Linked DNA regions of Mus musculus: regions 2 and 3 are each linked to region 1. Evidence: chromatin loops called from intact Hi-C (ENCODE). Cell type or tissue: heart. All regions are shown on one strand.

The links. A loop is a pair of places that touch in the nucleus more often than their neighbours do. Peaks named below come from ENCODE experiments on the same cell type or tissue, not always from the same donor. Only the 100,000 strongest peaks of a DNase experiment are listed, where the experiment ranks them.
Region 2: a loop joins it to region 1, with 2.0 times the contacts of the local background. A loop is called at or near these places in 8 of 42 quality-filtered maps.
Region 3: a loop joins it to region 1, with 2.4 times the contacts of the local background. A loop is called at or near these places in 2 of 42 quality-filtered maps.

What each region holds. Positions count from the first base shown.
Region 1 is chr8:104,094,141-104,102,140 of GRCm38, forward strand. It overlaps Cdh5 (cadherin 5), which reads left to right and starts at 7,485. Exons shown (of 12, transcript NM_009868.4): 1 at 7,485-7,592. The region is part of intron 1 of Gm29682 (predicted gene, 29682); the gene reads right to left. In heart, a CTCF peak has its summit at 4,983 (motif pointing right); DNase peaks (open chromatin) are centred at 1,651, 2,721, 5,431, 7,451 and 2 weaker places; H3K4me3 peaks cover 758 bases; H3K27ac peaks cover 4,997 bases.
Region 2 is chr8:104,337,337-104,345,336 of GRCm38, forward strand. Cmtm3 (CKLF-like MARVEL transmembrane domain containing 3) reads left to right here and starts at 3,258. Exons shown (of 5, transcript NM_024217.3): 1 at 3,258-3,559; 2 at 6,422-6,577; 3 at 7,441-7,536; 4 at 7,936-8,000. The coding sequence starts at 3,413. In heart, CTCF peaks have their summits at 712, 3,545 (motif pointing left), 6,156 and 6,818 (motif pointing right); DNase peaks (open chromatin) are centred at 2,215, 3,295, 4,075, 6,805 and 2 weaker places; H3K4me3 peaks cover 2,932 bases; H3K27ac peaks cover 2,870 bases.
Region 3 is chr8:104,561,058-104,569,057 of GRCm38, forward strand. No RefSeq gene overlaps it. Among named protein-coding and RNA genes, the nearest start is that of Car7, 24 kb to the left of the region's middle. In heart, CTCF peaks have their summits at 4,043 and 4,256 (motif pointing left); DNase peaks (open chromatin) are centred at 4,014 and 4,634; H3K4me3 peaks cover 286 bases.

The DNA of each region.
Region 1 (8,000 bases):
CACACACACACACACACACACACACACACACTGAATCCTATACTATAATAAAAGGATGAGCTTCATATATGACTTCCAGTTCAATAAAGCTGTTATATATATATTTTTTAAGATTTATTTATTTGTTTATTTTATGTATAGGAGTATACTGTCTGTCACTCTCTTCAGAGACACCAGAAGACGGCATCAATCAGATCCTATTGCAGATGGTTGTGAGCCACCATGTGGTTTGCTGGGAATTGAACTCAGGACCTCTGCAAGAACAGTCATTACCCTTAAGCACTGAGCCATCTCTTCAGCCCAAAGCTGTTATGTTTTTAACAAGGTAACATATTAGGCTGAATGTTAAGGAGTCTGGGACAGGGAGATGGCTGCATCAATAAGGTGCTTGCTATGCAAGCCTAAGGACGTGAGTTCAGATCCCAGCACCCACATAATCCCAACTTGGAGGTGGACATAGATGGATCCTTGAGGCTCACACTGCTCAGTATGTAATCAAGCCCAATCAGTGAGCTCCAGGCTTAGTGCGAGACCCTGTGTCAGAAAGAAACAAAAAGCGGAAAGAAATATGACACCCAATGTCAACTTCCAACATGTACCCACAACACACACACACACACACACACACACACACACACTCATGGCTGGAGAGGCTAGGAGTGGAATTCCAGGCAGCAGGCAGCGAAGGTGGCCTTTGCAAATAAATACCCTGTGACCTGACAGCAGTGTGATGGTTGGGAAAACAGCAGTCTGAGAGATGATGTCTCTGACCCAGGTTGGGGAATCCCACCCAGAGGAAGCCAGGATCTCAGATAGGGAGGGGAGGAGGGGTGCAGAATACCATCCCATGAGGCAGGCATCTGCCCAGACCAAAGAACCCTGCTTCCTTCTCAGTTGACCTGACTATCCTCAAGGAAGTCAGGTTCCCATAGAATGCCTGTCCTTTCACCTTGCCTCTGTTAGTGCTACCTCAAGTCCTGCCCCTCTTTGATGTCACCTGTGGCTCCTCCTCTGGGCTTGGTGACAGTTTCAGGAAAACCAGACCAAGGAGGGGAGAGCCTTCATAGGAGTTTCTGGAGTTCTCAGAGAGCTGTCACTCACCGAGTTGCCGGTGAGATCTGGAGTCAGTCACTCCAAAAGTAGATGGAGGTAGCCTGGGCCACCAGGGGAAGATCCTGCAGTTAAGGAAGCCCTGGGCCTGCTGTTCTCATCCACTGAGCTCTTCTGCCCTGGAGAAGCCCACTTGTTAGCTTATTACAGTTCATGGACACCAGGTCCACAATGTAAGCTAACAGAAACTATGTCTGCTTTCCCATCCGTCTCAGTGACATGGAGGGGGGGGGGGGGCCACTGGCGATCCTCAAGACCCAAACCATCCTGAGGATTTGGTTCCATTTGGCTCTCCCTAGCAGCTGCACTTGCAGGAAGAACAGCTCAGCTCACACTGCCTCTCCTCTGGCCTCACTGTGCTCAAAGGACAGGCCTCAGGCCACAGGAGGCTTTGTGCACTGCGCCGAGTGGAGCAGTGGAGCGTCTGGGAAAAGTTGCAAACCGAGCTGGAAGACTTGCTTGGATGAGAAACTGGCGTAGGACCGAGTCTGTTTGCCCCATCAAGCTGGCCAGGCCAGATCCACCTTCCTGCCCCACAGATGGGGAAGGCTCCTACCCATTGTTCTCCAGGATGCTTTGACAGAGAGGAAAGGGAATGTAGGCCCTGGAGACCGGAAGGTTCAGCTTCCGGGCACCAAGCTCTGCCAGACTCACGCCTGCCCTCCAGACAGGAAGGCAGGTCCTTGGTCTCATTCTGTCCTGCCCAGCTGCTGGACCACCCCCAATCAATGCTTTCCCCTTTCTGGGCCCTTAAGGAGACGGCATACAGGAGGCTTTGTCTGTGTGCTAGCCTGGGAAGGGAATTCCAGAGGAATTGAGGAGAATAATGCCCAAGATTTGGGGCTCCCTGGTCCCAGCTATACCATTCAGTGTACCATTACACTCCAAGTACTGCATATGGCCACAGAAATACCTTGTATGCTCTGTGGCTGGCCTCACACATTCACATTATCAGACAAATGCCATGTGCACAATCTTAGTTCCATATACACTCACCACTGTCTCCATTAACACCTCTTCTGTCTCATTCCCAACTTACTGAGTAACTACTGTATACTTTGCATAAATATTCTCAATAACTTCTCCCAACAACCCATGAGGAAGGCACACAATCACCCTCCCCATTGTACAGAAAGGGAAAATAAGACAGTAAAAGCTACAGGGTTGGTCTGGGGCAGCCAGATGAGTGATCCTCAACTTCTGGGTCTTGATCCCTTTGGGGGCTGAACAACCAATTAACAGGGGTAACCTACGAGCATCAGAAAACATAGATCTTTACATTATGATTCATAGCAGTAGCAAAATGACAGCTATGAAGTAGCAACGAAATACTTCTATGGTTGGGGGTCACCACAACATGAAATATGGTACTAAGGGATCGTGGCTTTAGGAAGGTTGAGAAAGCCGATCCCAGCCAGTCCTTGTCAGGCTCTGCGCTGAGCCTTTTCAGCCTGGACTTTCCAGCTTCAGGGTCCTTGGTCCTCTGGCACCACTTCCTCAACAACATTGAAAGGATGTCTGAGAGAAAGCAAGACAGCTGGGAAAGTGCTCTCAGAGGAGCTAGTCCCCCTCCGCTCTAATGGCCATTGTTCTCACCACCAGGAATGCAGTTCTTGCTCTGCTCCTTCCTGGCCTGGGACAGACTGCCCAACACCCCTCTTCCTCCTCAGGCTCCTGAGGCTGCAGCGTTAACTGCCTTAGCCTCTGGCCTCTTCGGTGGTCAAGATCATGCCCCATCCCCCCACCCTGCTCGCTCTCGAGAGTGTGCCTTCGCTCTCTCGCTCTCTCGTGTTCTCTCTCTCTCTCTCTCTCTCTCTCTCTCTCTCTCACACACACACACACACACACACACACACACAAAACCACCCCATGGGGGATCAAAACCTACACAGGACAATCTTCCTAAAACAGAACCTCTTAGTTTGAGCCCATGGTTTCAAAGCTGCTTGGGGGACATCAGGCCACCTCTCTGACAATACCTAGTATGAAAGCAGCCACCAGTGTGGGTCCCTTCCAAGTGGCTCAAGTTCATCTAGATGATGAGCCTGGCACAGAGCTAGGGAAATGAAGATATTGACAAACAGTGCCACTGTACTGAGCTCCGGTGGCACTTCTCAGAGAGGACTGAAATCCAAACACAGAAAGCAGACATAGTTTCTGTTAGCCTACATTGTGGACCTGGTGTCCATGAACTGTAATAAGCTAACAAGTGGGCTTCTCCAGGGCAGAGGAGCTCAGTGGATGAGAGCAGCAGGCCCAGGGCTTCCTTAACTGCAGGATCTTCCCCTGGTGGCCCAGGCTACCTCCATCTACTTTTGGAGTGACTGACTCCAGATCTCACAGGCAATTCAATGAGTGACAGCTCTCTGAGAACTCCAGAAACTCCAATAAAGGCTCTCTCCTTCCTGGTCTGGGCTTGTTTTGTTTTGTTTTTGTTTTTGTTTTTTATTCAGTCTGGGATGCCAGCCCATAAGCTGGTGCTGCCCGTATACAAGATGGGCCTTTCTCCTTAGTGAGAGCTCTCTGGAAATCCTCTCACAGTCACATCCAGAGGTTTGTCTTCTAGGTGACTCCAAATCTAGTCAAGTTGCCAGTGAAGAGGAACCATCACAGAGCTCTGGGGGCAGGCTTTGCCACTGGACAGATGAGGACTAGAGTTGGGGGGTGGGGGAGGACTTTCCAATGGGAATGGGAATCAGATAGACTAGGTGAAAGGTACTGCTTTTGGGCTGAGCATTAAAGGGTTGCTCCCAACCCTTGGCTGGCACAGTGAAGAAGGAAAATCATCTCGGAAGAAAAGGACAGCTTGGGCAAATGCTCAGAGGCAGGAAGCATGTGTGGCCATCCTGAGCTGAACTACTGTGTTCAGCAAGGCCAGGCAGACATATCCAGGAAGGAGCTTAGTTGGAGCTAGGCACAAGTACATGAAGCAATACTTGGTGCTGTAATAGATTAGATCCAACCCCTGCTCTCAAGGCCATCCTATCTGAGAGAAGTTATAAAGCCTAGGACACAGAGGCACACAGTAGGAGTCGTACTAGGAGCCTCAGAATAGCTTCTGTTATCAGAAGCATCATATGAAGAAAAGGGAAAATTTGGAGCAGCCAAACCTGACTGCAGAGAGACTATGGGGAGGTTTGCTGCCACCAGACAACTTCTCCGAAGGAGATCTGCTCCCTGTTCTTCAGCGACACTAAGCTCAGGCAGGAGTACCAAGTAGTCAGCCCACACTGGCAAAAACAAGACAAAACAAAAGGGCATCAAGAGCCAGGCATGACTGGTGTAAACCCTGTGAAGTCAGTATCTGAGAGACTGAGGCAGTAAGATCATGAGTTAGTGCCCAGCCTGTGGGCTATCTGGGGGAAAAGGGTGGGGGGGGGGGGAAGAAGGAGGAGGGGGAGGGGAGAGGGAGGGGAAGGAGGAGAAAGAGGAAGGAAGGGAGAAAAAGAAAGAGAGGAGGGGAGGGGAGGGGAGGGGAGGGGAGGGACCAAGGCAGGAAGACAAGCTAGCAGTAATGCTGGCCAAACGAGATACAGCTGATCACTTGGCTCCCAGGCAAGGCAGCAGTGGGCTGGGAGGGGCTGGGAGGAATGCTGGGAGCCCCGCGCGTGAGCTCCTCAATGTGAGCGCTCAGCCACAAGGCCTAAGGGGCTGCCAGACTGTAGATATTGGGGGTTCATCTCCAGCCATTCTGTCTCCACATACCTCAGGTGAGGGCAAGGGATCTGCATTTCCAACTCCTCTCTCCACCCTAATGATCCTGAGGCTTGAGGACCATGCTCATTAAAAAAATATATTTATTTTTATTGTATGCATATTGGTATTTTGCCTCTCTATACATCTGTGCAACCATGGGCATGCAGTGCAGGAGGGAGCCAGAAGATGGCATTAGATCCTCTGGAACCAGAGCTACAGACACCTATTTGTGGCCAGAAAGGTACTAGTAGCAGAAACAAGGTCCTCTGGAAGAGCAACTGATGCTCTTAGGTACTGAAGCATCATCCTGCCCCAGAGACCACTCGCATATGAAGCACACATATTCAGTCTGCCTTACTTGTGTTAATGATTGCCAGTGTCCCTCTGACCTCCTAGCCCTGAAAAGTGTGGCCTGAAGGTCATTTCAGAGACGGGGAGAGCTGCTCAGAGAAGCCAATCGGCGAGTCTAGGACACACAGACAGGATCTAGTCCCAGAGTTCGCTAGCCTAGGTGAGCGTCCCCTGGCCCCTTATACCACTTCCTTCTCCAGCTTGCATCTAATCTGCTCTGGCAGACCATCGTGTTTCCTGTCTTCCTGGCAGCCTCCAGCACGCTCAGTGCTACTCCCTGCGCATGCGCCCTCCTCCCAGTACCTTCTCTGACTCCAGTGGGCTTGGAGTGCGAGGAGGAAGGGTGAGGAAGGGGTGAAATCAGGTATTGGATCCACAGGGGGTCTGAAGAGCACTAGCCTGGCCTTTTGGGACTGAACTTCTGCTATGAAGACCTCCACTGCCATCCCTGGAGTCCGGGGCACATCCAAGGCTTGCCTGTCCATCGTTTACTGTTTACAGATGACAACAATGACTGTGTTCGGGGCAGAAATATCCACCAGGGCTAGAGTACAAAAGGAGTTTGCATTGATGGCCGGACAGGCCCTGTCCCTGGCAGCCTGCCAGCGCTGAGTATGAGACCCAGCGGGAAGTGCTACCCTGGCAGACGTGTCCACTGAGTACACAGACCACCAAGGCAGGCAGCTCTCGGGGAAGCTGTCTATGCTGGGCCAGCCCACCTTGAGGGCAGGGAACAGAACAGATTGTGGCAGAGAGGAAAATGTGGAGCTTCTGTTTGTTCACAGACACACGCACTCGCCCACGCACGCACGCACGCACGCACGCACGCACGAATGCACGCACGCAGTAGTTGAATGCTATGGATTCCGCTCAGAGCTGAGAACAGCCCCAGCGACAGTTCCCTGGCCTCTCTCCTTACTCTGATGTCCTCATCTGTCTTCACATGGTCTCAGGACGCTAATACTCCATCCTAATGTACACTCCTTTCCCTGGGCCTCCGTTCCAGTTCAGTTCTCAGAGGACCTGGAGGGAGTGATTGGCTACACCAACTTTGCTTTCGTTCACCAAGCCCATGTCTCTACTTGGGTGTCTAATGGGCATCTCCAACATTACCTACCCCAAACAGAAAACCCTTTCTTCCCCCCACCACACCCCACCCTACCCCCACAGTATTTTCTCCATGCCCGGAAAGATCTGCTCTCTTATGGTCCCTCTTTGCCTCACTGAAAAGCAGGACAAGTTGGGGACTTCCCAAACTTTTATGCATGAAGAAACCCAGGCAATTTGCCAAAAGGTACACTCTGGGGGTCTGTCATTTACTCTGAGCCAGAACCCTGAAATTTTTACTAACCCATCACATAATGAATGAAGAGAATCTTTTTCTTTTTTTTTTTTTTTCTTTTTTTTTGGTTTTTCGAGACAGGGTTTCTCTGTATAGCCCTGGCTATCCTGGAACACACTCTGTAGACCAGGCTGGCCTCGAACTCAGAAATCCACCTGCCTCTGCCTCCCGAGTGCTGGGATTAAAGGCGTGCGCCACCACGCCTGGCTGAATGAAGAGAATCTTGACCTCATCTCCCCAGCCTCTTGGTCCTGAGGGACCCTGGTCTACCTACTGCTTTGCTGTCTTCTTAGCTCTTCTTACTTTTTTGCTGACTCAGACCTATGGCTATCTCCATTATACAGATGAGGAGACTGAGGCATGGATCCCTGGTTGGTCCATGGTCACGTGAAGCCCATCACCCAGTATTTGTAAAGTGAGATGGGCCAGGCTGGTACCTTGGAACTGAAACTCACACTGCCCTACCTGGAAGAATCTGACAGGCAAAATCTGCTGCTGAAAGTGATTGTCTGTCACGTTTCTCAGCTGCCCGACTCTGAGAACTCCACAGCCCCCTTTCGTTCCACCATACTACAGAGTCGCCACGGAAAGCCGGCTCTGTGGAGAAGCTGAGGTAGCTGGGTTTCTGTCTGGGTTACTCTGTCCAGCGAGGAAACAAGTACCTTAGACCCACTAAGCCTCTGCTTTCTGAACTGTAAAGTGGGGGATATGACACCTGCCTCCCAGGGATGGCTGAATGCTCTGGCAGAAGCTTAGAGCCCCCACAGCTACCCCTAGGCTCACAGCTCCTCCGATGAGACCTAGAATTGAGGTATGAGTTGAATACCCCAGGCAGGTCCAAGGCTTCCACGGGCCCAGGCTGACCAAGCTGAGGCCGCCCACCGTAGGGCTTGCCTATCTGCAGGCAGCTCACAAAGGAACAATAACAGGAAACCATCCCGAGGGGAAGTGGGCCAGGGCCAGTTGGAAAACCTGCCTCCCTCCCAGCCTGGGTGTGGCTCCCCTCTCCCCTCCTGAGGCAATCAACTGTGCTCTCCACAAAGCTCGGCCCTGGACAGACTGCAGTGGAGAGAGCCTTCTGCTCACGGACAAGGTAAGTGAGACTCCCAAATCCCTCTCTACTCCTGTCTCATGGAGATAAAACTGGGAGAGTCCTGGCTTGCCCGTATGGGATGGCCACTGTAGGACTCTCAAGGGAACACAGCCTCTCCGGAGCCTGAGTCTCTCTGCTGGGGCCAGGGTAGGGCTAAAAAAAATGCATATCTCTTAGTGTGCAAGGACACAAACGGTTATCTCAGAACCAATGTTCAAGAAAGACTCAGCAGCCTTGTAAGTAGACTGTCGTACTCAGGGAAACTCCAGTGACCTGGAGCTTCTATGACTACCAGGCTCAAAGAGGATAGGATTTCCACTGTCACTCAGCAAGGACAAGGGCAGAGGACTGGAGTCTGGACCTTGGATTTGAGTAGGATCTGCTTTGTGTGGGATGGACAAATAACGG
Region 2 (8,000 bases), 240 kb after region 1:
CTTCTTGGAGCTGGAGTTAACTATATGAGGAGAAAGGCCTGGTCTTCACATAGGTACTAAATTTGGAATTCTAGTATCTCAATACTGCACATCAATCGCTTCTAACAGCTGAACCAATCCCCACCTCCAGCCCCCATCCCATCCCTTTTTCAATGTGCTAATTTATTTGACATTCCCCTTTGATAAATTATGTGTTCGAATCTCTGGTCCATTTCCTTATTATTGAGTTTCAATTTACAGCCACATTTTTAAAAAAAGATTTATTTTAATTGGATCGCATTACCCTCTTTAATCACTATGTGATATGATTGCTGGGGATTGAACTCAGGACCTCTGGAAGAGCAACCAGTGCTCTTAACCTCTGAGCCATCTCTCCAGCCCTACAGCCACTTTTAACAACACAGATTAGAAGTGAGGCCCTAGAACTCTCACATGTTTTCCTTGGGTACCATGAGTGAAGGCTGCATACAGGAGTCTCATCCTCCTAACCCTGCCCCAGACACGACCAATCAATGTTCTTTCACTTTAATGCCAGTTGGCTGTTCTCTAAACCAACCAGTAAGTCCCAGGACCCTTTTAAATTTTTATTTATTTAATGTTGGGGTGCTTGGGGACCTAGTTTTAAACTACTGAGCCATCTTTGTAGCCCTGCTTTTATTTTTTATTTTAATATGTTTTCTATCTACAAGGTTATGAGTGTATCATGTCATGCAGTACCCAAAGACGCCAGAAGGGTTGCCATCACTTCCCCTCTCACCCCCACCCCAACCAGCAACCTGGGAAATGTTACAGATGGTGGTGAGCCGCCCTCTGGGTGCTGGGAACCTTTGAAAGAGCAACTAGTGGTCTTAACAGCTGAGACATCTCTCTGGCCATGCCAGACCTCATCTTATTCGGGGCTAACCTGGTGTAGCCTGACCCCTACCCTAAATTGCTGAGGTTTCTTCACATCCTGGGTTTCTTGTACCACTTCTGTATGTACAAAGGAATGTCTCCCTGAAGAAAACACACTGCCTTGCTATCAGTAGAGAAAGCCTTCATCAGGCGAAGATGACAGAAGCAGAAGCTGGAAAGACAGCTCTTGTAATCACATGCTTGTTGCCTGAGGACCACAGTTGCATCTGAGTTGGATCCCATATAGTGGCAATGCTAGTTCTGGGAAGGCAGAGACAGAACATCTGGGGCTCATTGACCAAGTAAGTTTAGTGGAAATCCCATGTGTTCCAAGTTCAATGATATATATTCTCAAGAAATAATATGGACAGTCACCCATAGTGAGAATTCTGGAATTTTGGTTTCCTTAGAAAACGCAGAAATAGTTCTAAGGATTTGTTTTTATTTTAATCCCAAGTGGTGGGATATGGGGGATGCTTCAGATTATCCTCAGCAGCTGACTGAGATTTGTCTCGTGCTCTGGCGGAGTATGATTTTGCTAGCTGCAGATAGTTTAGGCACTTGTGTGGCGTTTGGAATTCTGGGAACTTTTCAGAGGGTGTATAAATGCTAGGATCCCAAGAAGCAGGGTGGGCTGTTGATTGGTTGGTGTTGGCTGCAGTTGGTTAAATAGATATGAGCAAAGAAAAAATTAGTTATCTTGACAGCAAAGCTCAAACTTGCCCCAATCAGCAAGAAGGACTAATAATAATGTTGCCCCTTTCCAACCCCTGACTTTATTCTGGGATCTCTTTCCTTTCCTTTCTCCTTTCCTCTCTATCCATTTTTCTCTCTTATCTAGTGTTAGAGGGTTGAAAGTGTGGAAGGAAAGGTATGGAGAAGGGTGGAAGAAAGAAGAACCCACTAAGTAGCCAAAAACAGCTACAGTCACCTCTGGTCTCTATCAGCACCCAGACACAAGAAAATGCACACACACACACACACACACACACACACACACACACACACACACACACTGTTAGAAAGGACAGATGTACAAAGTCCCCGTGGCAAGAGGAAGCATCAATTTTCCTGAGGGTGCAGTGGGAGGGATCATGACTAGTGATCTTAGCGCATCCGGGTGACAAGGAAGAAAGCATTAGTCTCTTAAAGAGCCTCACGATAGTTAATGGGGCAGGAGTGCAGACTTAGTGGTATTAAGAGAGCATCCATGATGGGCTAGCCGTGGGGGAGAACAAGGATAATTCCAGATCTCTGGTTAGTCCAGCACAGAACGAACCCAAGCCTTGGGCAGCTAACGAAAGAGGCCAGGAAGGAGGATGGGCTGGCTGAGGCCTGACAGGAGCGTGGCCTGTAAAATAGAGGAAGATGGGCAAGCCAAGAACTAGCGGGAGGGTGGCCTGGGAAGTAGTAGGAAAACTCTGAGAGGAGCCAAGAAGGGGAAAGCACTCTGAAAGAACTGATCTCGCCTGGTTAGAGCCAAGCCTGGAGAGGACTTAGCGGAGATGGGGGTGGGGTATGGGGGCAGTGTCCCTGTCCTGGAGTTGTCTAGGCAGTAAGTTACTTCGAGCTTAAAGAGCAGAACCGCTGAGCAAGGACAGGTGGTCGCTTTAGGGGGCGCTCAGGGCAGATAAGTGGGTCTGTGTCAGTCAGGACGGGGGGGGGGGGGGGGGGGGTAAGGAGTCAAACGACAAAAGAAGACTCCAGGCCAGCCACACAGAGCAAACAGAGAGCTGGAGTGCGAGGGGACTGGGAGGATCTGGGTACAGAATCTGTGTCACCCCGGGACGTAGCAGAAATAGTGAGTGCGGGAGGTGGGGAGGTAGGTGCTAGAAGGCTGCATGGGAAGGGGTGCGAGAATGGGGCAGAAGATAGGTGGGGCAGGTAAAGGAGGTGGGGGGGGGCAGTAGAGGGGGTGAAGAATGAGAAGTGACCGGAGGATAGAGGGCCAAGGATAGTCGGAGGGGCAGTGTAGTGCAAAGATTCATGGGTGGGGAAGTGAGAAGAGCAGGGTCGGAGGGACTGTGGGGTGCGCCGGGGTTGGTGGGCGGGACAGGATCGAGGGGGAACTGAGAATGAAAGGACAAGGTGCAGGGAAGGATCCTAAGGCTAGTGAAGAGGCAGAGGAAGTAAGTGGAAATAGAGAAGACAGAGAGAGACAGACTGGACTACATCTGAGGGGCAATGAGGAGTGGTTGGAAGGATGGAGCAGGATATGGGCAGGACGTAGGCAGAGGGGGAGTGGGGGAGGAGGAGATGGGAGGATCCACAGGACGGATGGGTAAGGCAGCGTCCACGGAACACGGGGGCTGCGTAGAGAATGGTCGGAGGGAGGATGGGCGGGGCAGGGTTCGAGGGGCAGTTGTGGGTGGGGATGGGGGAGGTGGGCGGGACAGCGGAGGATGAGTCCCCGGCCTAGTCTAACTCCACTTTTTCTTCTTCCGCACAGCGGGTTTCCGCTTCCCTCCAGGGCGGTGGGTGAGGCAGTGAGGCCCAGGCTCGACCAGATAGCGCCGCTATGTGGCCCCCGGACGCAGAGCCAGAGCCCGATCCAGAGTCCGCGCATGGCCCCCGAAGTGGCAGGACAGTGCCGGGACTCCGAGCCCTGTTGCCCGCGCGCGCCTTCCTCTGCTCTCTCAAAGGCCGCCTCCTGCTGGCCGAGTCGGTGAGTGCGTGTGCTCCCCGGGTGCGTGAAGCCCGGTACCCGCGCCCCAGCCTGGGGCCTTGCACCTCCAGCCCAGGAGAATTTGGACCACCGCCCCCAAGCTTGCTACGACTTCTCTGTAGCGGAGCTCGAGTCAGAATCAGGCCCGAGCCGTGTTCTTCCCGGATTCTCCAGTCTGCGAGGCCCTCGAAAGGGACCAGAAGTCAAGGGTTTGGGGTCCTGGTCCCCGCTGGAGCCGCAGCTCGGCTGCTGTGTGACCTCGAGCGCCTCCGCCCTCTCTGAGTCCCCGGGACTGCTGCGCTCGCTAAGCTTCTTCTGGCCTCGCCCGCCCTGCACACCCTCCCACCTCCTAGGCTGAGACCTAGCCGCCTGTGTGGTGAAGATCCTACGGAGTGGGATGTGCCCCCGGGGAGTGGGTGAGGCAGGGGCCACGTAGTGAAGACACAGGCGGACCACTGTTTCAGGGTGGCGAGCCTGCGGGGTGACTTCATGCCCTCCTTCCCCCCTCCCGCGCTGTACTCCTTCCTCCTCCCTGCTTGTCCCCACCCGGATAGGAAGGTCTCCTTTGTCCTCCCAACACTCATCATCACGTGTGGGGCGGGAACTGGCATGGAGCCTATGGAGATGGGGAGAGGGGTGGGAGGAGGGACGGTGGAAGGAGGAAACAGACCATAGTGACAGCCACTTGTTGCTCAGATACCTAGCAACTTAATATCCGACCTGCTCCCACTTCGAGTTGGGGATAGGAGAGACAGTGTCTTTAACTGCTAGGAAACTTGGCAGGTGACTCATCCAGTGACCTTGAGGATATCCTTGAGGGCAAAAGGGGGGTTCTGCCCCAGGACCTCTCCGTTGTACCCCAGGACCTACTAAGGAGCATCAACCCTGAGGTCTCCGGTAGAACCTAATACTTTGTTCCTAAATGAGGTGCCAAGCGGACCTAGAGCCCATTTTCTGGCCGTTTCAGATCTCTGGAAGCCTCTGGGAGGCGTGGGGCGGGTCTTTGAATCTACTGGCCACTGGCTTCAGTCCTACCTGCCCAGTACCCCTTCATGGAAAAGGAGTGAGTGCCAACCAGAAGTCACAAGATGTCCTTGCCCTAGCTGGGTGCCAGAAAGACAGGCCTAAGAAAATATGAAGGGTAGTAAGCTCATAGGGTATAGGGGAGCCTCCCCCAGTCATTCCTCCCCCTTGGTCTCATGCAAGTAGGGAGTCTGACCTGGATAGAAAGCTGGAGGAAGAAGCAGCCACCAAGAACTGGGGAGTGAGAAAACAGGAGTGGGGGAGGGAGGAGGTTGGGGCAGGGGAGTGCCACCAGAACCAGACTTTTTCTTTTTTTTTTTTTTTCAAATTTATTTATTATATGTAAGTACACTGTAGCTGTCTTCAGCCAGGCCAGAAGAGGCGTCAGATCTCATTATAGATGGTTGTGAGCCACCATGTGGTTGCTGGGATTTGAACTCAGGACCTGGGGAAGAGCAGTCAGTGCTCTTGCCTGCTGAGCCATCTCGCCAGCCCAGAACCAGACTTTTTTGAGGGGAATGGGTACAGAAAAGAGGAGAGCCATACGAGCAGCCTTTGGCAAGGAAATACAGTAGGAGCTGATAGCAACCTCAAAACGCCTTTCTCTAAGCCTTAGTTTCCTGTTTGCCCAAAGGAAGCTCCTCTTCCCCCATGACTTGTTCAGTAAAAGAGATGGGAGTGGAGTTCCTGTGATCAGTTCATTTGTCTGAAGCAGCCATGGTATTTCCTGCAGGACACCTGGGTTTCCCTTACAGCCTCTTAAACTACTAAGCTAGTGATAGGCTCAAAGCCGTCCGTAGTGATAGATGAAGGGAGATGGAGGCCTCTTATGACCTAAGTACAGATTCTGACGCCCTCTTACTAGGCTGGGTGACACTAAGCCTGCTTCTTCAAAAGAGAGGCTGTGAGGAGCACGCAAATGTTCAGAAGTGGAGAAGTCCAGAAATCTTAGCAAGGACTGGGCTTGAAAAAGCCACTGACCTATCTTCTTCATCTTGTTTCCCCGCCATGCACAAAGTCTGCAGTACTAACCAGGAGCCTTAGCGTCCGACCTGCATACCTTCAGTTTTGTGGCCCTGGTTTCCGGTCAATATGGTATGGCTAGCCCCACCTTTCAAATGAACTAGTGCTCTCTCCGAGACAGTTAGGATTTTGTCGAGATCGGGTCTCACGTATCTCAGGCTGCCTAAAACCTTAGATATAAAGCTGAGGATGGCTTTGAACCTCTGATCTGCTAAAATTACAAGCTTGTACCACCATGCCTGGTTTAGACGGTGCTTGGGATCGAACCCAGAGCTTTGTGTGCACTAGGCAAGTACTCTACCAGCTGAGCTGTACCCCTAGCCTCATGCATAGCTGTTGCTGTTGTTTTAATGAAGATTCGCAGATGCAGGAGTGGCAAAAGATATCTGTCAACACCCCTGCATCCCCCCCCCCCAACGGTACAGTGGCTAACACGGCTCTATCACCCGTTTCTGTCCACCTGCCTTGTGCTTTCAACCATTCAAACTCAACTGCAGACATCAGTACCATTTCAATTTTAACTGATTCGGCCTGCACATCATCATTAACAAAGTTTTTTTTTTTCCTAGTTAGGTGTTGGGTGTGACTTTTTGAAAGCAGTAGATTTTGATTCTGGCTTGCCCCTTGTGGACACAGCTAAGTTGGCTCTGTTCTGTCCTAGAGCCAAGAGAGGTCAGCAGCCCCACAAGGTGGCCTGCTAGGGAGGCTGGGGCTTCAAGATGAGGTCCTAGCAAGGATTCAGCAAGGGCTAGGACTCAGGGTTATGTCCTGGCCTGGGGGTAGAATAAGGGTTTGAGTCCCCTTGCTCTTCCGCAGGGTCTTTCATTCATCACCTTCATCTGCTACGTGGTGTCCTCCGCATCTGCCTTCCTCACAGTGCCTCTGCTGGAGTTTCTGTTGGCCGTTTACTTCCTCTTTGCTGATGCCATGCAGCTGAATGACAAATGGCAGGGTTTGTGCTGGCCCATGATGGTAAGGATCGGGGGACCCAAGAGGAAAGGGTTGGCTGTCCCCTGAAGAATCTGGGGTTCCACATTTCAGCCCTGGCTGTCTCCAGCCATGGTGAGCAGTCTGAAAGCTTCGGATAACTCAGGACGCTCACACATCTCTACCCCTGCCCGCCCAGCAGCACTGCGACCATGGACGGACCTGATGGGTGGTAGGAGCCTCCTGAGCTGGTCTGTGAAGCTAGGCACACGGATGGCTCCTGGCCACCAGGTGGAGCTGTTGCTCTGACCTTGGAGGAGGGATGTGCCTCAGCCACAGGCCATTTCCAGCAGGGTAGGGTAACCAAGGACTTGGGACTTCCTAGAGTCTAGTAATCAGGCACCTGGCTTTGTGTGACCACCCGAAGACCTTGCAGTCTTGAGAGAGTTTCTTTAATGCATCACTGAAAAAAGGCAGCAAAGACTTGGGCTTGGCCCCTGCTGTCTAGACTTTACTCTCCAGTGTCCATGTAACCACCTGGTGATAGCTACCAGCACTGCAGCCTCCCCTGAGGGAGTAAGCAGAGACTGTGACCATAAACGGATCTCACTGTGGCAAAGCCAAGAGTCCTGGAGAGCCAGATATTCTCCACTTCCCATTTCTGCGGAGCAAGCTGTAGCCGAGCCTATACACATTTGCTATTTGCAGAGAAAATACAGCTGGACCAGGGATGGGGCAGTGTAAGTTGCTGGAGACCTTCAGGACACAGAAAATAGATTCAGGACTAGGACATGCAAGTACAGCCAGGACAGGGACTTCCTGGGTGCTGGGGATGGGTGTGTTGGGTCCCCAAGCTCTACCCCACTGTGGGAGGTCAAAACAGTGTGGACATCCCCCTCTCTCCTCAGGACTTCCTGCGCTGTGTCACCGCTGCCCTCATCTACTTCGTCATCTCCATCACTGCTGTCGCCAAATACTCAGATGGGGCTTACAAAGCAGCTGGAGTGAGTGGCTGCCCTACCCCTCTCTGATGATACCCAATAGCACCCCTCCCAATGCTCTAGACCATCACCCTTGGCACCCACTTCCACAGTGGAACCTCGGCACATCCTGCCCCTGCCTAGGCCCTGGGTCCCTGTGTGGGTCTCTGCCATTCCAGTCTGCTAATTAGAGATTTGCTCTGCCCTCAGTTGGGAGGCTAGTGTCTACCAGGCCCACAGCCCATTTCCCTTATTTGCTGTAACTCAAGGGCTGTGTCTGCCCATTTGTCCTGGTCAGTATATTTCTCAGTGCTGCTTGCTTTTGCCCAGGCTCCTGGTCTCTGAACCCAGAAAGAGGTCCTTGCAATGTTTCTAGCCATCCTGTCTGTGTCCCCTGCCATATGCCATGCGTGTATCCCACAGGTTTTTGGCTTTTTTGCCACAATTGTGTTCGCAATTGACTTCTACCTGATCTTTAATGAAGTGGC
Region 3 (8,000 bases), 470 kb after region 1:
AAAAATGACCCCTCTAACACTTCTTTATATTAGTAAATTCATTACCTTCCAGTAGGAGCCTCAAATGAAATTTTCAAAATATGTAATTTACCTATACATATAATTTCAAAAAAATGATTTTTCAATTTTATTTTTTATTTATATGAGTATACTGGAGCTGTCTTCAGACACACACCAGAAGAGGGCATCAGATCCCATTACAGATGGTTGTGAGCCACCATGTGGTTGCTGGGATTTGAACTCAGAACCACTGGAAGAGCAGTCAGTGCTCTTAACCACTGAGCCATCACTCCAGCCCTCAAAAAAAAAAAAAAAAAAAATCTGGGCTGGTGAGATGGCTCAGTGGGTAAGAACACCCGACTGCTCTTCCGAAGGTCTGGAGTTCAAATCCCAGCAACCACATGGTGGCTCACAACCATCCGTAACAAGATCTGACGCCCTCTTCTGGAGTGTCTGAAGACAGCTACAGTGTACTTACATATAATAAATAAATAAATCTTTAAAAAAAATCTAATGTCTTATTTAGGATAGTAGTAGTAATAGCAAAAATAGTAATTTATGATATATAGTAAGATATTGTTGCAGTACTTTTTCTGGAGAGAGATAAACAAGTGTCTACATACGGCACAACAGGCCAGAGAAAAGATGCCACTCAACTGAACTTGGTGAACCAATGAGTTCAATTGTATGCGCCAATTACTTGTGGCCACACCACCCAAGAAAGCCTCTCTCTCCCCAGTTAATGGAAGCCTCATGCAGGCTCTGAATCTCACCTCTTTTTTTCCACAAGCAAAGGTTATTAGTCTCATTTTTCTAAGGGTCTCATGTGGTAGTAATGGCTGCTCTGATTTCGAGGGGTCAAAGGTCATGTCATACCCAGAGAACAGTGTTCCACAACATACACTTTCAATTATGCAGCCACAATCAAAACTGAATTTACATACACAAATGATGTCATTTGTATGTGATGTGCATGGTTATGTAAAGGTGACACAATGAAGTCACTCAATGTTTGTATTCATATTGAAGATTTCCATTACATAGCAGCTGACTATTAGAAGAATGTTCTATTAGAAGTGTCCTCTTGAATGTTTATCTTAGGTGGTGAATAAGTCACTACAATTCTAAACAGTTTTTCATTACTGTTATAAATTCCCCAAGGGTGAGTAGTTTATAAACAAAACTTTTTCTTTTTAGCTGATGGTTATGACAGCTGGGAAGAAAAAAAAACTGAACCTGGTATCTGTTCAACTTCTGGTGTGGGCCTTGTGTTGACTCTACTAATAGCAAAAGTTGGAAAGACAGAAAGGTGTTAAAGAAGAAAAAATTGGGGCTAGAAAGATGGTTCAGTAGTTAAGAAAACATATTTCTAGTACAGAGAACCCTAAGCTTAATTCCCAGCACCCACCATGCTCACGGCTGCCTGTTACGACACTTTTTAACCACTCAGGTAGTGGCAGATAAGTTTCTGTGAGGTTGAGTCCAGCCTGGTCTACATAGTGAGTACTAAGACATCCAGAGCTATACTGTAAGACTCTCTCAACCTCCTCCCACTTCCCTCTCCCAAAGGGTCAAAGACAAAGGGTTGCTTTTTTAACAGCTTGTTCTGAGGTATAGCTAGGTCTCTGGTACTATGACAACCATTCATTAAAGGTGCATATCCATACCATAATTTTCTTTTACGAGACAGTGTCTCATACAACCCAGGCTGGCCTTGGATTCATTACGTAGCCAAGAATGACCTTACATTTTGTAGCCTCTTGCTTCCACCTCCAAGGTGCTTAGAATCACAGCTGTATGCCACCCTGTTCTGGAATCAAATCTGGGACTTTATGCGCACCACCATCTTAGAGCTCTACCAATGGAGATATACTCATAGCCCTTTAATTACATCTTAAAATGTTATCACCTTTTACCAGGTGTGGTGGCTCATTCTTTTATGCTCAGCACTCCGGAGGTAGAAACAGGTGTCTGGGCATCTGAGACCTGTCCGATCTAAATCGTGAGTTCCAGCCGGGACAACACAGTGAAGCTGTGCTTCAAAAGAGAGAAAAGTAAAGAAAGGTGACATCATGTGGCAACATAGGTTTTGATAAGGCAAACCAGACTGAAAGCCTAGTAAGATGGTGCAGTCTCCTCTCACAGTAGGTGAGAGTATTCTTGCATAATTTGCTGTCTGTGGGAAGTGTGGGAACTTATTTTGTGTTTCCAAATTAAGTGGAATGAGAACGCAGACTTTAGTCGTTGAGGGCAGAGCCATCAGCCTTAAGAACATTCCATGGGTCCTTTGAACATCAGATAGCAATCACACAGTCTCAAGGGCCGGCACCCCTGCCCTCGCCAAATTCCAGAAGTGTCTCCAACCCCATTGTTCCTATCTCCCTATATTCTCTTAGACACTCTAGGATAGACTCTAGGGACTGAGGGGAGGCCTGGGCCTGGCCTGAAGCTGAGGGGGAGGTGAAGGCACTGAGGATTCAGTCTCCCTAGCAAGGTCCTGAGGGAACAGGTTGGTTTTGGAGGCGGGTAGCTCCGAAATTCTATGTGGGCATTGCTTCCCATCACACAGGATGCTCCACAGAACACCTTCCAGGACCCACTATCTTTGGGGCCCTGTACACCCAGTTCTGACTTGACTCTTCCAGGCCATACAGGAAATGTACCCCCAATGGACAGTGGAGTCCCACTCTTGGTGGCCTCTGTGGGACATTTCGTGTAAGACCTTTACCTAAATAACACACCAAGAGGACTCAGGAGCCCTAACAAGTGTAATTAAATATAAAATAAATACCCAATGACAGGTGACAATGTGGAAGATACCGCTCATATCCCTCGTGCTACACTTACTTTAAAATGTGAGACACAAATTATTTTGCAGTACCTTTCTCTGGTGCCTCTGAGGGCCTGTTCTTTGTGGCACACCAGTGATACACCAATGATCCATTTAGTCAGATTCAAATCAGTTTATTTATTTAATGATTTATCTATTTATTTATTTAATGTATGTGAGTACATTGTCCCTGTCTTCAGACACACCAAAAGAGGGCGCCAGATCCCATTACAGATGGTTGTGAGTCACTATGTGGTTGCTGGGAATTGAACTCAGGACCTCTGGAAGAGCAGTCAATGCTCTTAACCACTGAGCCATCTCTCCAGCGCACAGGTTTTTTGTTTCTTTGGTTTTTTTTTAAAGATTTATTTATTTATTTCATGTATGTGGGTACACTGTCGCTGTCTTCAGACAGACCAGAAGAGGGCATTGGATCCTATTAGAGATGGTTGTGAGCCACCATGTGGTTGCTGGGAATTGAACTCAGGACCTCTAGAAGAGCAGTCAGTGCTCTTAACTGCTGAGCCATCTCTCCAGCCCTCCCCCCCCCCCTTTTTAAGACAGGGCCTTGTGTGGCTGAAGAGGGTCTCACATTTGCTATATAGACAAGACTAACCTTGAATTCCTTATTCTCCTGCTTCCACTTCCTCAGGGCTGGGATAACAGGTGTGTGCCATGATTTTTTAAAAACAGTTGTTTTTTTTGAAACAATATTTCACTGGGTAGCCCAGGTCAGCCTAGAACTCATGACTTTCCTGCCTTGCTCCCAAGATTAATGGCATATACTAGCACACCTGAAGAGAGAGAGAGAGAGAGAGAGAGAGAGAGAGAGAGAGAGAGACAGAGAGACAGAGACTATTCTCATTTTGCAGATGACACCCTGAGGTTAGATTGGTTTAGATGGAGACAGGGTTGGCCGATTTCAAAGCTAAGTCTCAGTTGATGTCACTCCTTAGTGTCCTTAGAAGAAGTTAAGTAACCTCGCAACACTTGTTATGTTGTACCAGGATACATAATGTCATTTCCTAGTGCTTAGCTACGTTTGGGCAGCAGGTAAAGCGCGCGCGCGCGCGCGCGCGCACACACACACACACACACACACACACACACACACACGTCCCTACTCTGTGAAGTGAGCAGTTCTGGGGCTCCTTGCCATATTTACGCCCCTAGTGGCCACATATGAGGCTGCTGTTTGGTCTCTGGTTCATCTTAGTTAGTAACGCACCCGCTAGGGGTCGCTGGAGAGCCTGGCTATGAGGGGGCGGGGTGGGGGTGGGGAACCAGCAAGTTACTGGCTAACAGACTATTGACATATTTTTGCTGTTGGTTATGTTCTCGCTGTTGGTTATTCTCTTCCTGGAGTTCTCAGCTCTTGCTTCCTCTGCTGGCCAAGGTAGCCACCGTGGATACAGTGGCCAGCTGGCCAGTGCCACTGACTGAAAGGGCTTGCGTGGAGGACTGAGTCAATGGCTGTATCCCCCAAAAGGCATGGGACATAGAGGACATTCCAGGGAGAGGAACAGGAAGGAGAAGGTTCTGGAGGTAGCTCTGTGAGACTGGAGGTTAATGTGAGAGAAAAAAAATTACATTTGACCCAGTCTTCAGCATAGCCTGGAGATGGGGGTGCCCTGATTACAGTCACAGGTCCTAATTCTTCAGACAGAAATAACTCTGGAGCGGAAGAAAGGAGGCCAGCTCCACCCCCACACCCCACATATATGCCCCATCCTCATTCTGCAATCACCCCACAGCTGGAGGTGAGGTATCTGCCCAACAGCACTCACTAGAATCAAGAAACGGGGACCCTAAATTCAGCGGAGGTCCCTTGCCCACTTCACGCCTCCGGCCAATGGCAATGCAGGCCCCCACCTGCCAAGCTCTCACACCACACAGGGTAGACTATGCCAAAGCTTACGAACTCTTGGAGAATCAAGTGTCAATTGTGGTTAAGGCTCTTCTTGTCCATTCACGAGCCTCAGGGTTAGTGGAGCCACCCTCCTCCACAGGGGAGAAAAAATGCCCAGTGTGGGTGCTCAGTCTTCTACTGAAGCTTGATCAAATAGAAGCTGCAGGCTTTGGATTTGGCCTTTGGTTGATGAGAGAATGTTTGGTTTTCCGTGTAACAGTATGCTTACAACACACCACCCATGCATCTCCCACAGGGGACCAGGCTCACAAAAGCAGCACCCACCAAGTTATTAGTGTCAAATAGGACGTGACTGTCCTATTTGAGTAAAAGCCTTTACCTAAGACAGGCAGAGAAACCCCAGCTTGGGGGTAGGGTGGGGGAGTTCTCTTCTTTCCCACCATGGGATGTTTGGAGCATTCTGAAATACTCAAACTTGCCCCTCAGACAACTCCTGATACATAGATAAACTTCCAGGAGATTTGAAAGTCCCAAGAGCAAGGCTCAAATTCATTCATTTTACTACGGACAATCTGGTAAAGTCAGTTTGAATCACCTAATCCTTTTTTTTTTTTTTTTGACAAGATTTCTGTTAGTCCTAAGACATGGCATGTGTCTCTCCTTCTCTCCTACTTCCTTCTGGTCCCAAGCCTAGAAACCCTACATCCTACCTCTCCTCCCCAGCTATTGGCTGCTGGCATCTTTGTTTACCAGACAGAATTAACTGGGGGCAGGTTCCCAGAAGCTACATATAGACCCACTCGTGTAAACTAATTTTGGGGGACCCAAATTGACATTAGAGTCCAAGTGGCTGTAAGTCTTCTGTTTGCAGTTGGATCAAGATGTAGAACTCTCAGCTCCTTCTCCAGTACCTTCTCTGCCTGGATGCTGCTGCGCTTCCGGCCTTGATAATAGCGAACTGGACCTCTGAACCTGTAAGCCAGCCCCAATTAAACGTTGTCCTTAGGAGAGTTGCCTTGGTCAGGGTGTCTCTTCACAGCAATGGAAACCCTAACTAAGACACAGGTGTAATATTTTGTATTGCTGCGACCCAATAGACAAGAAAAGCAACTTCAAGGAGGGAAGATTTGTTTTGTCTTATGGTTTTAGAGGGTCCAGTCATCATGGCAGAGAGAGTATGGCAGAGGAGAGGAGTTCTCTCGGGAAGGGCACCCAGGAGGCAGAGAAAATGGCACCTAGGAAGGAGCAAGGGAAAGCCCTAAGAGGAGTCCCCAGGAACCGACTTCTTCTAACGAGGCCGCACCTTCTACCTTTCAATAATGCAAAAGCTGTCAGGGTCCAATCTGGACACAGGATCAGAGTTCTCAACTGGAAGCAGGGCTATCTGGAAGGCACATAATAAATATACACAGACTGCATTTTGGGTACAAGCTAAGAGGCAAGTTTTCAAGGCTTAAAGTTTCTCTCTCTTCTCTCTCATCCTCTGCTCTCTTTCTCTCTCGCTCGCTCATTTGCTTGCAGCTTGAGGCTGCGCATGCTCTGCATTCTCCTGTGCACTCGACTTTTCTTGAACTCCCAGGTTCACACACATCTCTGTGCATTCCCCTTTTACTCTCACACACACTCTTCAATTCACACATCTCTCACACACACTCTCCATACACGCCTCTCATTCCCTCTTCACTCTCTCCACATTCTCTCTTCTTACGCTCTCTGCATTGGCTCTCTCATTCTCTCTCTTGCCTTTTACTTGCCCCAGTCTTTTATTGCTACTCCAAAAGCAGGTTAAAAAAAAAGACATTGTACAATCATTGCCAAATCAAATTCAAAAGAATAACCATGTTCCACAAAGAACTAAGAATTACAATTGTTCCCCAAAAGTTCAAGCTTCCCTATTCCCAGGCTTAAAGCCAAAGAAATAATAACTGCAAACTTACCATTATTTAAACTTTAACTTTTAACTTATTGTATTTCAGAGCCCAGAGCCCCAAGGCCAGCTACTTGCATTTTCCTGTGAAGCTCTAATGATAAATGACATGGGCAAAGCTGCTAGGCAGTGGCCAGAAGGAATCAAGATAACCCTTAACTCCAGTAGCTTTCTGCTTCTGCATATTGCACACAGTGATTCTCCTAAGAGTCCCAGTGTTTTGACTTAGTTTTACTACTATAAGATTTTACATATTCTATACTTGGTTATCCAGGAACCATTCTCAAATTTGTGTAAAACTTATTTCTTTTTTCTTTTTTTGATTTTTTGAGACAGGGTTTCTCTGTGTAGCCCTGGCTGTCCTGGAACTCACTCTGTAGACCAGGCTGGCCTCGAACTCAGAAATCTGCCTGCCTCTGCCTCCCAAGTGCTGGGATTAAAGGTGTGCGCCACCAGTAAAACTTATTTCATAACTTCAATAGTTTTTCCTTTCTTGGGGTTCCAATGTTGGCTCTATTTCATTTTCTAATAATTTCTTCAAACTTTCTTTGCAAGTCAAGCATTAATCTGGAACGACCACTGTACAGTTATTACACTGTTTCCAAGATGAGAACACGCAGCATGCACCTGGGCCATTAGGACTGTGCTGTGCTGTGCCCCATGTCTCAATTCTTAATTGTTTGAAAATCGTTACATCAGGGAACATCTAGTTTCACAGAATTCACCAGAGCAGAAGGAGAAAGTAATAAGAAAGTCAGAATTAATAGAATAATATGCACACCAAGGCCAACCAAAAAGTAGTCACGCACAAATGAAATCTATACAGCTGTTGTCCAGGGCTAAGGTTAGGAGAAATGGGAACAACTTCTTGCATGCGCCCGACTGGCCAGCAAGAACGACGCTGCAACAGGATCCTTCTGCACACGTTTATTGGGAGAGCTTGATTGCAGAGGCGAAGAGACCCCAAGCCCAGAACTGGTGCTGCTTATATAGGCCTAGGAGAGGCGTGTCTCACACCCGGATTGGTTGTGCTTGGGTTATGCTTGCCACCTCATTTGCATGCCTACATCTGATTGGTTAACTTCTCTCTCATCTGATTGGTTAACTTGTCTTTCATCTGATTGGTTAACTTGTCTCTCATCTGATTGGTTAATTCTCAAAACCTCATCTTGGTAAAAAAACTTTACTGCCTATGTATGCGTGGTGGCCAGCAGTAGCCAGCGCCACCCTGCAACGGCACATGTGGCTTCCCACAACAACTGTTTTTTTTTTTTTTTTACAAAGAGCTGCTGCGGGTTACTGAGATGTCTCCATCCCAGTCTGCTGCAGGCAGTTCCTCATTGTATGCTGTCCCCAGAACAAAGCCATTAAGG